Regions from separate parts of the Homo sapiens genome. Here regions 1, 3 and 4 are each linked to region 2. Evidence: chromatin contacts called from ENCODE Hi-C or POLR2A ChIA-PET data. All regions are on one chromosome and are shown on one strand. The core of a region is the stretch at or near the end of the contact, and the rest is flanking DNA. Distances in the headings are between cores, read along the strand shown. Region 1 has its middle 45 kb from the start of MIR4472-2. Region 2 overlaps MED13L (mediator complex subunit 13L). Region 3 has its middle 5.4 kb from the start of MIR4472-2. Region 4 has its middle 28 kb from the start of MIR4472-2.

What was found. A loop is a pair of places that touch in the nucleus more often than their neighbours do. ChIA-PET counts read pairs that join two places held with the same protein, here RNA polymerase II (POLR2A). Pooled maps may share reads with other maps.
Region 1: a loop to region 2 is called in a map of endothelial cell of umbilical vein, with 6 times the contacts of the local background. The contact joins two enhancer-like sites. A Hi-C loop is called at or near these places in 2 of 168 maps with a recorded cell type or tissue (endothelial cell of umbilical vein and heart right ventricle) and 2 of 50 pooled maps. POLR2A ChIA-PET finds 5 or more read pairs at or near these places in 3 of 52 experiments (AG04450 and WTC11).
Region 3: a loop to region 2 is called in a map of IMR-90, with 4 times the contacts of the local background. The contact joins two enhancer-like sites. A Hi-C loop is called at or near these places in 5 of 168 maps with a recorded cell type or tissue (HepG2, IMR-90, PC-9 and 2 more) and 6 of 50 pooled maps.
Region 4: a loop to region 2 is called in a map of endothelial cell of umbilical vein, with 3 times the contacts of the local background. The contact joins two enhancer-like sites. A Hi-C loop is called at or near these places in 2 of 168 maps with a recorded cell type or tissue (endothelial cell of umbilical vein and sigmoid colon) and 4 of 50 pooled maps.

Annotation. Positions count from the first base shown.
Region 1 is chr12:116,381,624-116,384,880 of GRCh38, reverse strand. No RefSeq gene overlaps it. Among named protein-coding and RNA genes, the nearest start is that of MIR4472-2, 45 kb to the left of the region's middle. RefSeq lists an enhancer at 1,296-1,972. Within about 2 kb of position 1,505, at least 8 of the 41 ENCODE cell types and tissues checked have a DNase peak (open chromatin) inside an H3K27ac peak, as active enhancers do.
Region 2 is chr12:115,997,226-116,000,206 of GRCh38, reverse strand. It overlaps MED13L (mediator complex subunit 13L), which reads left to right. Exons shown (of 31, transcript NM_015335.5): 15 at 2,977-2,981. Among named protein-coding and RNA genes, the nearest start is that of LINC02463, 110 kb to the right of the region's middle. RefSeq lists enhancers at 1,190-1,689, 1,757-1,806, 1,690-2,191. Within about 2 kb of position 1,731, at least 2 of the 41 ENCODE cell types and tissues checked have a DNase peak (open chromatin) inside an H3K27ac peak, as active enhancers do.
Region 3 is chr12:116,421,267-116,424,595 of GRCh38, reverse strand. No RefSeq gene overlaps it. Among named protein-coding and RNA genes, the nearest start is that of MIR4472-2, 5.4 kb to the left of the region's middle. Within about 2 kb of position 1,380, at least 3 of the 41 ENCODE cell types and tissues checked have a DNase peak (open chromatin) inside an H3K27ac peak, as active enhancers do.
Region 4 is chr12:116,454,510-116,457,513 of GRCh38, reverse strand. No RefSeq gene overlaps it. Among named protein-coding and RNA genes, the nearest start is that of MIR4472-2, 28 kb to the right of the region's middle. RefSeq lists enhancers at 111-610, 2,331-2,869. Within about 2 kb of position 1,738, at least 29 of the 41 ENCODE cell types and tissues checked have a DNase peak (open chromatin) inside an H3K27ac peak, as active enhancers do.

The DNA.
Region 1 (3,257 bases), core at 256-2,755, 380 kb before region 2:
TTTGCTCCCAGGCCGGCAGCCCCAGCAGTGCCTCTAGGTAAATACTCAGCCTCCCAGAGGGCAGGTGTAGTAGCTCACTGCCCACTGCAAGATCAGGGCAGCTCCCAGACAGGAAGAATGTTCTGGTCAGCTGTGACCAGAGGTCCTTTGCTTCTTTGTCTCATAACCACCTGGCTCTCCAGATTGAGGGGTGGGGGAGGGGTTGGGAGACACTCCAGTGGAATTCTCAGCAACCCTTCCCTGATGTGGACTCTAAGCCTAGGGGAAGATGTCTGAGACAGTGGGTCCCATCTCCCAGACCCCTTGCCACAGCTTCCTTGCCGGTCTGTTTGCCGCTTTCTGAGGAAGCCAACACTTGCCTTTATTCCTCTCTTTGACCACAGCTCTCCCCTGCAGAAATGTCCCTTCTCTGTGAACTCGGTGGTCCAGGGTCCAGGTGCTGGAATCACACAGACCTGGGCTGGAATCCTGGCTTCACTTCCAACCAACTGTGTGATTTTTAGGCAAATTTTCCCTCGCTGTGCCTTGGTTTTCCTATCTGTAAAATGGGATCATTGACACATGCTTTGCAAAGCATATTAGTTTCTTGTGGCTACTGTAACAAATTACCGCACACTGCATGGCTGAAAACAACAGAAATGTGTTACTCTCCCAGTTCTGGAGGCCAGAAGTCCAAAATCAAAATGTCACTTCCAGTATCCTTCCAGCTTCTGGTGGCTCCTGGAGTTCCTTAGCTCGCGGCTGCATCACTCCAATGTCGACCTCTATCCTCACAGTCTCTAGGTCCTTCTCTAGCTTTCTTTAGGACACTCACACTGGATTTAAGGCTCGCCTTGGTCTGGGCATGGTGGCTCATTCCTGTAATCCCAGCATTTTGGGAGGCTGAGGCCAGAGGATCGCTTGAGGCCAGGAGTTCAAGACCAGCCTGGCCAACATGGTGAAACCCCATCTCTACTAAAAATACAAAAATTAGCTGGGCGTGGTGGTGGGCACCTGTAATCCCAGCTACTCTGGAGGCTAAGGCAGGAGAATCACTTGAACCTGGTAAACGGAGGTTGCAGTGAGTCGAGATCACGCCACTGCACTCCAGCCTGGGTGACAGAGTGAGACTCTGTTTCAAAAAAAAAAAAAAAGAAAGAAAGAAGAAAGAAAAGAAAAGAAAAGAAAAGAAAAAGGCTCACCTTAACCCAGTATGATGTCATCTTCATTCTTACCTGAATGATATTTGCAAAGACCCTGTTTCCAAAAAAGGTCACATTCTGAGTTTCCAGGTGGACATGAATGGGAGACACCATTCAACCCGCTGCACAGAAATAAGGCTGGCCTAGGGCCCTCGGCAGCCATTCCCTCTGCCCTCTCCTACACCCTGCTTGGAGGCTTTTTTCTCCCAGGGGAAAGAGAAAGGTTGCTTCAGAGAGCAGCGTACTTGGAGCAGTGGCAAACTTCCAGTGCTTGTGAGCCAATTCCCCCTCCATCCAGTAGGCCCTTCCCTGGTTTCTGACTAAGTGTGAGGGAGGGAGGATGAATCGAGGCCAGATCCTCACTCATCTGAACTATACTTTCCACGGAAATAAACTTTCCCAAGGAGGCTGGCTGCCCCCTGCTATTCTTAGTCCAGAGCCTGAATCGACAGCAACGTTAATCATACAGGAAAACCATCGTCGTGGGACCCTGGCATGTGCTAAGTTGTGGCCACACCTTTGCACACCCAGGGTCTCATATGATGGTCACAGGTCAGTTTGCAGGTGAAGAGCCAAGGGTGGGAAGTGTCCATCAAGGAGCCCAAGGGACACGTTGCTTTCAAGGGTGCAGAAGGCTATGCCAGCTGCACTGCACCCCAGCACCCAGCACAGATCATCGAGGTAACACATGTTTTGTGCCTGCCTGACTGGGCTGGGTGTTTTTCCCACTCGATCCTCAGAGAGGCAGGAAGAAAGGAAGTCCTGACTCCAGGATCCTGCAGCTGGCTGCCTGCACCCAAAGCCTGCACTTTCCCGCTTCCCAGACCGGTCTCTGATCTCACAGTTCCCATCTTTCTGACCCTTCCCTATATGGGGGGCAGGTGCGGGGAGGAAGCTTTCCCAGGAGGAGCAGCAGGGCAGGTGGGATTTCTCCTTCATGTGGTCTTCATTCTGCAGAGAATGAGAAAGAGACTGGCTCTGGGGGGTATCAAAGTGTGTGAATGTGTGTGGCTGTGTGTGTGTGATCATGCGTTTATGCATATGTGACTGTGTGTGAGCATGAGTGTGTATGTGTGTCTGTATGTATGAGTTTGAGAAAGTGTGTGCGTGGCTGTGTGTATGAACAAGGGAGCATGTGGGTGTGTGTGTGTGGCTGTGAGTATATGCAAGTATCTGTAAGTGTGTGAACATGTGAGTGTGTACGCTAATGTGAGTATGTGCGTGTGTGAGAGTGTGTGTGTGTGTGTGTGTGTGGTTTTACAGGGGGGCAGGAAAGGGACAGGGGTGGGAGCAACATTCCTTGGAGGTTGAACCAGAGCTGGTGGAGGGACCCTCTCCTCCTCCCCTCTTGCCTGTTCCCTCTTCCCTCCTCCTTCCTCTTCCTTCTCAGCCCCTCGCCCCTTCCCAGCAGATTCTATTAAGCAACCCGGGACAAATGAAAGGGGTGAAACTGGGCGGGCGCCTGGCAGGGGGGTCAGCAGGGGCTAAGCGGTCAGGGCACTCGTCCCTGCCTTCCCAGGTTCCTGAACGCTGAGGATTACAGCTTCGACTGCTGCTGTTTAATCAGCTGGTAGCAATTTAACCATTACACCCCAGTGAGAGAATCCTAGACATTTCCTACAGGAGGGGGACGGGAAGACTAAGATGCAAGGAATGCAGAAGGGGGGTGGTGTGGAGACACAAAACAGCTTTATTAAAAAGAAGAAGGAAAGAGAAAAGGAACATGATGTGTCATTGTATCTCAGCTTGAAATAAAGCTCCCAGGGCTGGGAAGGAGAACGCAGACCCCTGGAGATGCTGGGGAGAGGGGAGTTGGAGGGTTGAAACAGGGAAGATGGGTGCGGGTTGGGTGCGGGGGAGGGGACATCAGAGAAGCCTGGATGTGGGATGTGGGAAGTTTTGTCTCCTGCAATGAGGGGCGGTCCCAAGACCTAGAGAAGGCCCTGCCCCATCCAAGCCTTGCCCGAGATGGCCCCTCAGAAACTGGAAACAACAGAGCAGTTCAGCGAGGAGAGACTCACTTTTGCAACCACTGGTCCGTTTGTAAGTGCGTGGAAAATGAGATCGGTAGAAGCG
Region 2 (2,981 bases), core at 482-2,981:
CTTTGGTCATCTCAAAATTTCTTTAGGGTCATATATTTTCAGAAAGTCCCAAAACTTGACAGTGGTTCCATCTTTTTCCAATCCAGGTTTGGGAGGGAGAATTAATTTGTACTGAGTTCATCATTTGCTGAATGTTTAGATGTTTGCAGCAAAGTGTTCACTTCTGAGCATACATTATCTCAATATGCACAAAAAATATGAAGTAGATATTTTTCCCATTTTACGGATTAGGAAATTGAAGTGAGACAGACTGAGTCTTCCTTAAGAATATCTGATAGTAACAATGATAAAGACCACTTTATAAAGTGACTCTCTTGGAGGTAGAATTTCATCCCTGCTTTTTTGTGTGTTCTCTGTTTACCTTTGCTAAAATTAACAGGGTGGCTGAGGCTTTGAAAACTGAGATATATGCGTGCGTTCAGGAAGATCAAAGAAGTCAGCTAACACTAAGTGGGTGGAAATGCCTTTATTATGTTTCTTACAGGAAATGTAAAAACAAATTTAATAGAACTATTTTTTTTTTTTTGCAAAATCTTGTGTCATAGGATACTTATAAGAAAGGCTATGTTTAAGCTCATCCTTTTAACTTAAAGAGAATTTATACAATTTCTGTACTTCACAAAGAGCTACACTGGCTATTAAGATTTATGGCAATGTGACTTTGAAGATTTTATGAAGCAGAATTATGTTTTAAAATATAACTCAAATTATATTACAGTTTTGTAGTAGCTGTTCTTCGGCTTGAGAGGAGGAATAGGGACTAAAGGTTAAAGGTGATGGATTTATTTCAAGCGTAGATGAACTTTTTTTTTTTTTGAGACAGAGTCTTTCTCTTTCACCGAGGCTGGATTGCAGTGGCGAGATCTCGGCTCACTGCAATCTCTGCCACCTCAGTTGAAGAGATTCTTGTGCCTCAGCCTCCTGCCAGCATGCCTGGCTAATTTTTGTATTTATTTAATAGAGACAGGATTTCGCCATATTGCCCAGATTGGTCTCGAACTCCTGACCTCAAATGATCTGCCTGCCTTGGCCTCCTAAAGTACTGGGATTATAGGTGTGAGCTATCCCACCCGGCCTCCAGTGTAGACTAACTTTATATTAAAGATCTTGGCTTTGTTTTAAAGAAAACTTACTGATCTGGTTCCTGCTACATTTTAAGTCCTGTTTTTCCACCTCAGAGTGTATCGGTTATGTAGCCTCTCAAATAGTTTTCTGCCAGTTTCTTGTTTGGCTTGGCTCATGTTTCTACTTCTATAAATTTTTAAGGTGCCTTGAAGATCAACTTGGGATTTTTAGTTTTTTCTTCTTCTTTTTTTTAGAAGCAGCAGGTACTTTTTTGTATAATGAAATCAGATACAGATTCCTATTATAGAAAATAAGTAGCAGTGGAGCATCGCTAATGGAAATGAATGTTGGAATTAACAACCCTGCTGATTGGCCTCTCCCTCTCCTTATTTTACAAATAACTCCACAGGCCAAGAGAGGCTAAATGATTTAGGATTATACAGTTGTTTCACTTAGAAACACGGTAAAGATTATGTAATTCAGAAGTTCTCACCTTTTCTTCTGCCTCCATATGCTGAGGTGTTTGAAAGCTTTCCTCTCCCCTCACAAACAAAGCAAAGCAAGTAGGCCCATTGAGAGTCATCCATCTAGCCCTGCCTTCCCTGTTAGATGAAGGAACCAAGGCCCCAAGGGGGGAAGTGACCTGACCACAGCAGATCTAAGTCCCCAGCACCTGGACTGGGTAGCCGTGAGCACAGCACGGTACAGTTGCCCAGTGTTAATTTCTGATTCGGAGCTAGGAGTCAGATCTTAGTGATTCAGTGGTTATTATTGGTCTGTTTAAATCTTGAAGTTGTTGGAAAGAGCAATAGGATAGGAAACTGGGACATTAAATCACTGATTTAAAAACCTGTGGCTCCAAACTTAAAAAATTTGCTGCATAGGCCACCCCCTAGTGGCCAAATTTTACAACTACAACTTTTCAATAGGTCTACTTTTTAAGAATCAGTGCCTTAATGAACTACTGTAGTGATAATTTTTTACTACAGGTGTATTAAAGGAAACTTTTTTTTTAAAGAAGGAGTTCAGAACCGCTGTTCTAAGTATTTCTTAAAAGAAACTTTGAAGTTTCATTTTAATATCTGTCTGGAAAAAATATGGAACTGTTTCCCCAAAAGAGCAGCTGTGAGTTTCCCCAAAAGAGCAGCTGTAAGTGTAGTGGATTTGTCAAACTAGCTGAGTAATCAGCTCCAAACAATTTTTATTTTTTGTAATATTTTATACATACTTGAAAGCAGGGATAGAACTTTAGTAGTGGTAACTATCTAATTGCTTCCACTTTCTGTTTAATTCCTCTCCTTAGACTTTTCAGGGAATCAGTTGTTGGAAGAAACATACAAGTTATGTAGACTTTGTTTACTTAATTAATGTGAAGCCAGACCATAAAGCATCAAGAAGTTAGTGATAAAGACCAAGAAAAGTCCAGGCACAGTGGCTCACACCTGCCATCCCAGCGCTTGGGGAGTACGAGGCAGGCGGGCCACTTGAGCCCAGGAGTTCGAGACCAGCCTGGGCAACATGGTGAAACCCTGTTTCTACCAAAAATACAAAAATTAGCTGGGCATGGTGGCACGTGCCTATAGTCCCAGCTACTTGGGAGGCTGAGGCACAAGAATTGCTTGAACGAGGAAGGCAGAGGTTACAGTGAGTCAAGATCAGGCCACTGCACTCCAGCCTGGGTGATACAGTGATACTTTGTCTCACGAAACAAAACAAAACAAGACCCAGAAAAAGATAATTCTCTGCTGATGGCCTTCTTCTTAGTCACTTCCATTATTAATATTCTTTTGTGAACTGATGTGATCATTTAATTAGCACTATTTTTGGTGCCAAAGAGTGCGCCTGGCTATAAGCTAGGACTTTTTAGAAGCCCTTCCTATTAAACAAATTTTTTTTATTTCTTATTTTTAGCAGTT
Region 3 (3,329 bases), core at 131-2,630, 420 kb before region 2:
GGTATGTAAGTTTTCAAAACTTCACTCCTAGGCAGGTTGTGGTGGCTCATGCCTGTAATGTTAGCACTTTGGGAGGCCAAGGTGGGAGGATTGCTTGAGGCCAGGAGTTCAAGACTAGCCTGGGCAACAAAGACTCCAGTTTCTACAGAAAATTTTAGGGCTGGGCATCGTGGCTTACGCCTGTAATCCCAGCACTTTGGGAGGCCAAGGCGGGCAGATCACCTGAGGTCAGGAGTTTGAGACCAGCCTGACCAACATGGAGAAACCCCGTCTCTACTAAAAATGCAAAATTAGCCGGGTGTGGTGGCACATGCCTGTAATCCCAGCTCCTTGGGAGGCTGAGGCAGGAGAATCACTTGAACCTAGGAGGCAGAGGTTGCAGTGAGCTGAGATTGCGCCATTGCACTCCAGCCTGACCAATAAGAGTGAAACTCCGTCTCAAAAAATAATAATAATTTAAAAATTAGCCAAGTGTGGTGGCGCATGCCTGTAGTCCCAGCTACTCAAGAGGCTGAGGCAGGAGGATCTCTTGAGCTCAGGAATTGGAGACTTCAATGAGCCATGATCATACCAATGCACTTCAGTCTGGGCGGCAGAGCAAGACCCTGTCTTAAAAAACAAACAAACAAACAAAAAAAACCCCAAAAACAAAAAACAGAAAACTTCAGTCTTCATTCCATTGTCATGCTTGGAAGGAACTAATATTTACTGAGCATTCAATAGGTGCTTTTTGTTGTTTTTTTCTTTTTTTGAGACAGATTCCCACTCTATTGCCCAGGCTGGAGTGCAGTGGTGCAATTTTGGCTCACTGCAACCTCTGCCTCCCGGGTTCAAGCTATTCTCCTACCTCAGCCACCCAAGCAGCTGGGATTACAGGCATATGCCGCCATGTCCAGCTAATTTTTATATTTTTAGTAGAGACAGGGTTTCACCATGTTGGCCAGGCTGGTCTTGAACTCCTGACTTCAGGTGATCCACCCAGATTGGCCTCCCAAAGTGTAGGGATTACAGGCGTGAGCCACTGCACTCGGCCAGGTGCTATGTTTTATGATGAAAATTGTGTAGTTTAATTCTAGTAACCAGGAGGTGAGATGGGTCTAACACTCCTCATTTTACAGATATGGAAATTGAGGCTTGGAAAGTAAAGTGACTGGTCTGGGTCACCAGGCAACTGAGAATTGGACCCAGGTCCGGCAGCCTTCAGAGCTGATTTATTTTTCACGCTATCACTCTTTGTTTCTTTTACCCTTCAGACTCTGTTTCTTGGATGTTTTGCAATCCTGGAAGTAGAAAATCTGGATTTCATGTGATTCACTCCTGATGGAGGCAGCAGTTGATAGTTTCTGTTCTTTGTCAGCGTGACACTTAGGCTTTTGCCTGTGTTTCTCCTCCAATGGGGTGAATTTGTGTAAATCCCTCTACATTCTTCCCTGGTCTTCCTGATGACCAGAGGCACCCCGGTCTCTGGCTGGATGCTGTCACTGAGCATGAAACCAGAGATCAAATTGTAAGCCACATTAGCCCTGGGTTCCAAAACAGGTAACACTCATCTCACAAACTTGATTTTTGTGTATTTATTTTTGGGGGTCCAATTTTTCACCTTTGTGTAGTCTATTCAAGAATGTGGAGCTGAGCACGGTGGTTCATACCTGTAATTCCAACACTCTGGGAAGCTGAGGCAGGTGGATTGCTTGAGTCTAGGAGTTCGAGACCAGCTTGGGCAACATGGCAAAACCCCATCTCTACAAAAAATACAAAATAAGTCAGGGTTTGGTGGCTCACGCCTGTAATCCCAGCACTTTGGGAGGCCAAGGTGGGTGGATCACCTGAGACCAGGAGTTCAAGACCAGCCTGGCCAACGTGGTGAAACCCTATCTTTACTAAAAATACAAAAATTAGCCAGGCATGGTGGCATGGTGCCTATAGTCCCAGCTACTGGGGAGGCTGAGGCAGAAGAATTGCTTGAACCCGGGAGGCGGAGGTTGCAATGAGCCAAGCTCAAGCCACTGCACTCCAGCCTGGGGACAAAGTGAGACCCTGTCTCAAAGAAAAAAAAAGAATATGGGCCACAGAGTGTTAGTGTTCTTTGAATTCTTTATTAATTTCTGCCCTCGCTTGGTCCCCATGTTCAATACATTTCAAGGACACTGTAGACGGAAGACTCAACCCACACTTACTGAGCACTCATCACAAGCTGGGCTCCTTCATGTTCTGGAATAGGAGTCAGCCATCTACAGCCCATGGGCCAAATCTGGCCCACCACTTGTTTTTGTTAATAAAGTTTTATTGGCACACAGCCACATCTATTCATTTACATATTGTCTATGCTGCTTTCATGCTACAACAGCAGTTAAGTAGTTGCAACTGTATGACCTTTGACACTGAAAATAATTTACCTTTTGACTCTTTTTGAAAAAACTGTGTTTGCAGATGTAATTAAGCTTAAGTATTATCTCAAGATGAGATCACCCTGGATTGACTGAGTGGGCCCTAAATGCAATGACAAGTAACATTTTAGGAGCCACACAGAAGAGAGATACAGAGGCTGGAAGAGGCAAGGAAGGGTCCTCCTCTAGAGACTTCATTACAACATTAGAGAACTCATTATGGCAGTCACAAGAAACTAACACTCTCCCTTCCCCAGCTTCCCTTGCAGCTAGGGCACAGGCACATGACTTGGCTCCACCAATCAGGTGCACTTTCCCAGATTAAATGAGACACTAATTGTGGAGGAAATAGAAACTGTACATCTCAGTGCTAACTGGGAGTAGTAGCAGCCCAGCAGCTACATGGCATTTTCAGAGATGTCAGTGGCTGCAGTTTTAGTGGCACTGACTGGTGTCCAGAATTGTTGGCTATAAGGGAGGATATAACTGTGTCTGTGACAGAGGGAACAGCAGTAGCATCTTCACTTATTGGACGACTTCTGGGGCAATGTGGGAGTTACTCCTGAATGCACAAACTAACTCCAAATCCAATTTGCCTGCTGGAAATTCTGCAAGCTACCCCATATCCTTTGGGTATATATTTTTCCTAATAAAATTAGTCAGCATTGGTATCTGTTGTCTTCAGGGGCGTGCTGGAGTCAGCTCCTACCAGCTCAGGAGAAGGTTTGCACCCCTTCCCAATTCAATTTTCAGTGACATCATGTTGGTCACTTAAAATCAGCCAAGATGGGTGTAGTTTCACCACGGAAATTGGCAACTGCTACAAATCAGGGCTTTTTTTGTTTTGGAAGAGTCTATTTATCAGCATACCATGGATTGTTTACAACTCAAAACTCTGATTGATAGCCATAGGATATCTCATTTCATCTTTGTATCCAGCCG
Region 4 (3,004 bases), core at 489-2,988, 460 kb before region 2:
AATATATACACAAAGCACATGGCCAAATCCCTGGCACACAGAAAGCCCTATATAGGTGTTTGCTATGATATTCATGGTACTGCTACTACTACTACTACTAATAATAATAGGGAGCCATGGAGGGTTTTAGCAAGAGAGAAAATGAGAGTAACAGGGAGGAATGTGGATGGAAGGAGCAGGAGCAGAGATGGTTTAGACCAGTGGTTCTCAGCCAGGGGTGGTTTTAACCCCACCCCCCATCGCTACCCCCACAGGACATTTGGTCTGGAGTCATTTTTGCTGTGACCATGCGAGGGGAGTTGTTCGTGGTGGCATCTAATAGAGGCCAGAGATGCCACTAAACATCTTACAACACAGGACAGTCCCCCACAGCAAATAATCATCCAGCACTGAATGTCAATAGGACTGAGGCTGAAAAACCCAGATTTAGATTAAGTATGGGGGCTGTTGCGGAACAGAATATGGGTTGTCAAAAGGAGGCTCCAGGCAGAACAAGGGCCCTGGGGTGGCCAAAGATTGGAAGAGCCTACTCCCCTCCCTTCCCTCCTCCCGCCAAGTGAGCGCCTCTCCTCCCCATCTGCAGTGTGTGCTGAGGGTGGGGAGGATGGTAGCAGAGAAGGCATGGGTGGGGCTGGCAGGGAGAAGTGCTGGAAAGTCTACAGGCCCTGGCAGACTGGCCAGTGACCTTCTCTCCAGCTCCTGTATCACAGGCTCAACATATTCCTTGAATGGGGGTAGATATCCTGCGTCGGGGTCTGGTTTGCCTCGCGGAACACCCACCCTGGAAATAGGGACCCGTCGCCACTCAGCTTGCAGATCACAAAACCCCAGGGGCAGCTTTGCCCTTCTTCAGTCCTCAGAGTTCCAAATGTGATTTCCTTCAGTAACATAAGCACAGAGGGAAGGGAGGAGGAAAGTGAGTGGGGAAAGAGAGAAACAGCGAGTCAAAACCAGTGAGGACCACCAGGACAGAGCCTGGGAGGGACAGACAGACTCAGCAGGAGAATGAAATGTGGAGAAAGAAAAACACAGACTGAGACTGAGAAAGAGAGATCGAGACGAAGCTGGAGAGGGACAAACGGAGAGTGGTGGAGAAACAACGGAAAACCCACGTAAGAGAGAGCCAGACAGATTGAGAGTGGCAAGAAGAAACAGAAATGGAGAAGGAGCAAAAGAGAGAGAAAGGTTGACGGTGGACGGGCAGACTAAGAGTGTGAGCAAGGGACATCTTTCCTTGCAAACTCCATGGTCCGCTGCCCAGTAACTCTCCAAGGCTTTGCCATATTTCAGCCACGGAACTGGGGAATTGGGAAAGTTTTCTCATCACAGGTCCGGGACGAGTGAGCATTGTTCCCATTATTGCTGGCATTCTCTGCGAACTGGACATTAGCCAGCAGGAAATTCCTGGGACAAATCTTTCCACTCAGAGTTTTTTTAAAACTTTTATTTATTTATTTTAATTTTTTTTCTTTAGGGACAAAAGAAAAAAAAGATCAAGAGGCAAAAAGAAAAAGAAAAAAAGAAATGAACCACCTGATACAGGAAAAACATATCTAGCAACAGCCTCAGTTGGGCCAGGGGAGGCTGAGAAGCCACTGTGTCCGCTGCGCTTCATTCTTCCCCTGGAAGGATTTATGATCTCACACTGCCATGACATCACAATGCGTTGCCATGGGTCCCACTTTATTATCATAAACAAAACGCCGTTCCTTGGGCCACTGCCTGTCTGAGCAGGAGGGGAGAAAAAGCCTCTGGGTAATGTGTTTTCTTGGGAAGGCAGCTTGTTCGGAAGTCTGAAAAGCTGCAAAGATAGTTGTACATACAGTTCCCTCCCTGTAGCCTCTGGACAAGGTTTGGGACGGGAACAAGAAGGATGAAGTCAGCTCCCTGCAGGAGGATCTCCAGCTCCGCGTGTTCTCACTGCCAAAAAGCAGCTTCCCCGGGCCTCCCTCACTGCTCCAAACAATGTTTTTATTCATTCACCGAAAATGCATGGAGTACCTACTGTGTGCTAGACACTGACAGAGCTGGGGCAGGGATCAATGAAAAACGTGACGCCAGCCCCACCCCTTTCAGAATCTTTAATACTTAACAGCCCGCAAATAACATGAATGTGTAAAATTGTAATTTGGGTTAAGTCTGCTGAAGGAAGCAAACAGGAAGCTAGGATGAGAATGGAGGGAAGAGGCTATTTACATGAGCAATCTGGGAGGGCCTCTCTAAGGAGGTGACATTTTAGACCAGACTTGAAGGAGAAGTAGGAATTGGCTGTGAAGGGCAGAGGGAGGTGGCAGTAACTAAGGCAGGACCAGCCACACCAGGAAGAGTGACCGTCGGGATCTAAGTTCCCACCAGGGGCCTCTTCCCACGTATTTTATAGAATTCCTGGGTAGCTGACTCAGATGAGAGGGCTTATTATGAGGAATCATCGTTGTCATGAGTCTGAGCTGAGTAAAGCTTCCGCACCCTGCCACAACCATGCCAGAAAACCCTCATTTCCATTGCAGAACTGTCAGATCGGCACTGTGAAAACAAGTCAGCCAAGAGCAGAAATACCTGTAGGACGCAGAGGGGGCTCTCCCCAGCATAAGGCCATTTTGCAAGAAGCAAATAATGCTCTTAAGCAGCAGGAAGGAGAGAGGGAAGGGAGGGGAGAGAAGCCTTGGGGACAGATGTGGGGGCACTGCCTGTGGGTCAGGAGGCCAGGTGAAGGACAGGTGGGTAAGCCGTCCCCGCCCCTCCCAGGAGATGAACCATGAGGGAGTTAGGACTCTGGATATAGAAGAGAACGAGAGGCCAGGCATGTTGGCTCACACCTGTAATCCCAGCACTTTGGGAGTCTGAGGCAGCAGATCACCTGAGGTCAGGAGTTCAAGACCAGCCTGGCCAACATGGTGAAACCCCGTCTTTACTAAAAATACAAAAATTAGCCAGGCGTGGTGGCAAGTGCCTATAATCCCAGCCATTTGGGAGGCTGAGGCATGAGAATTGCTTGAACCTGGGA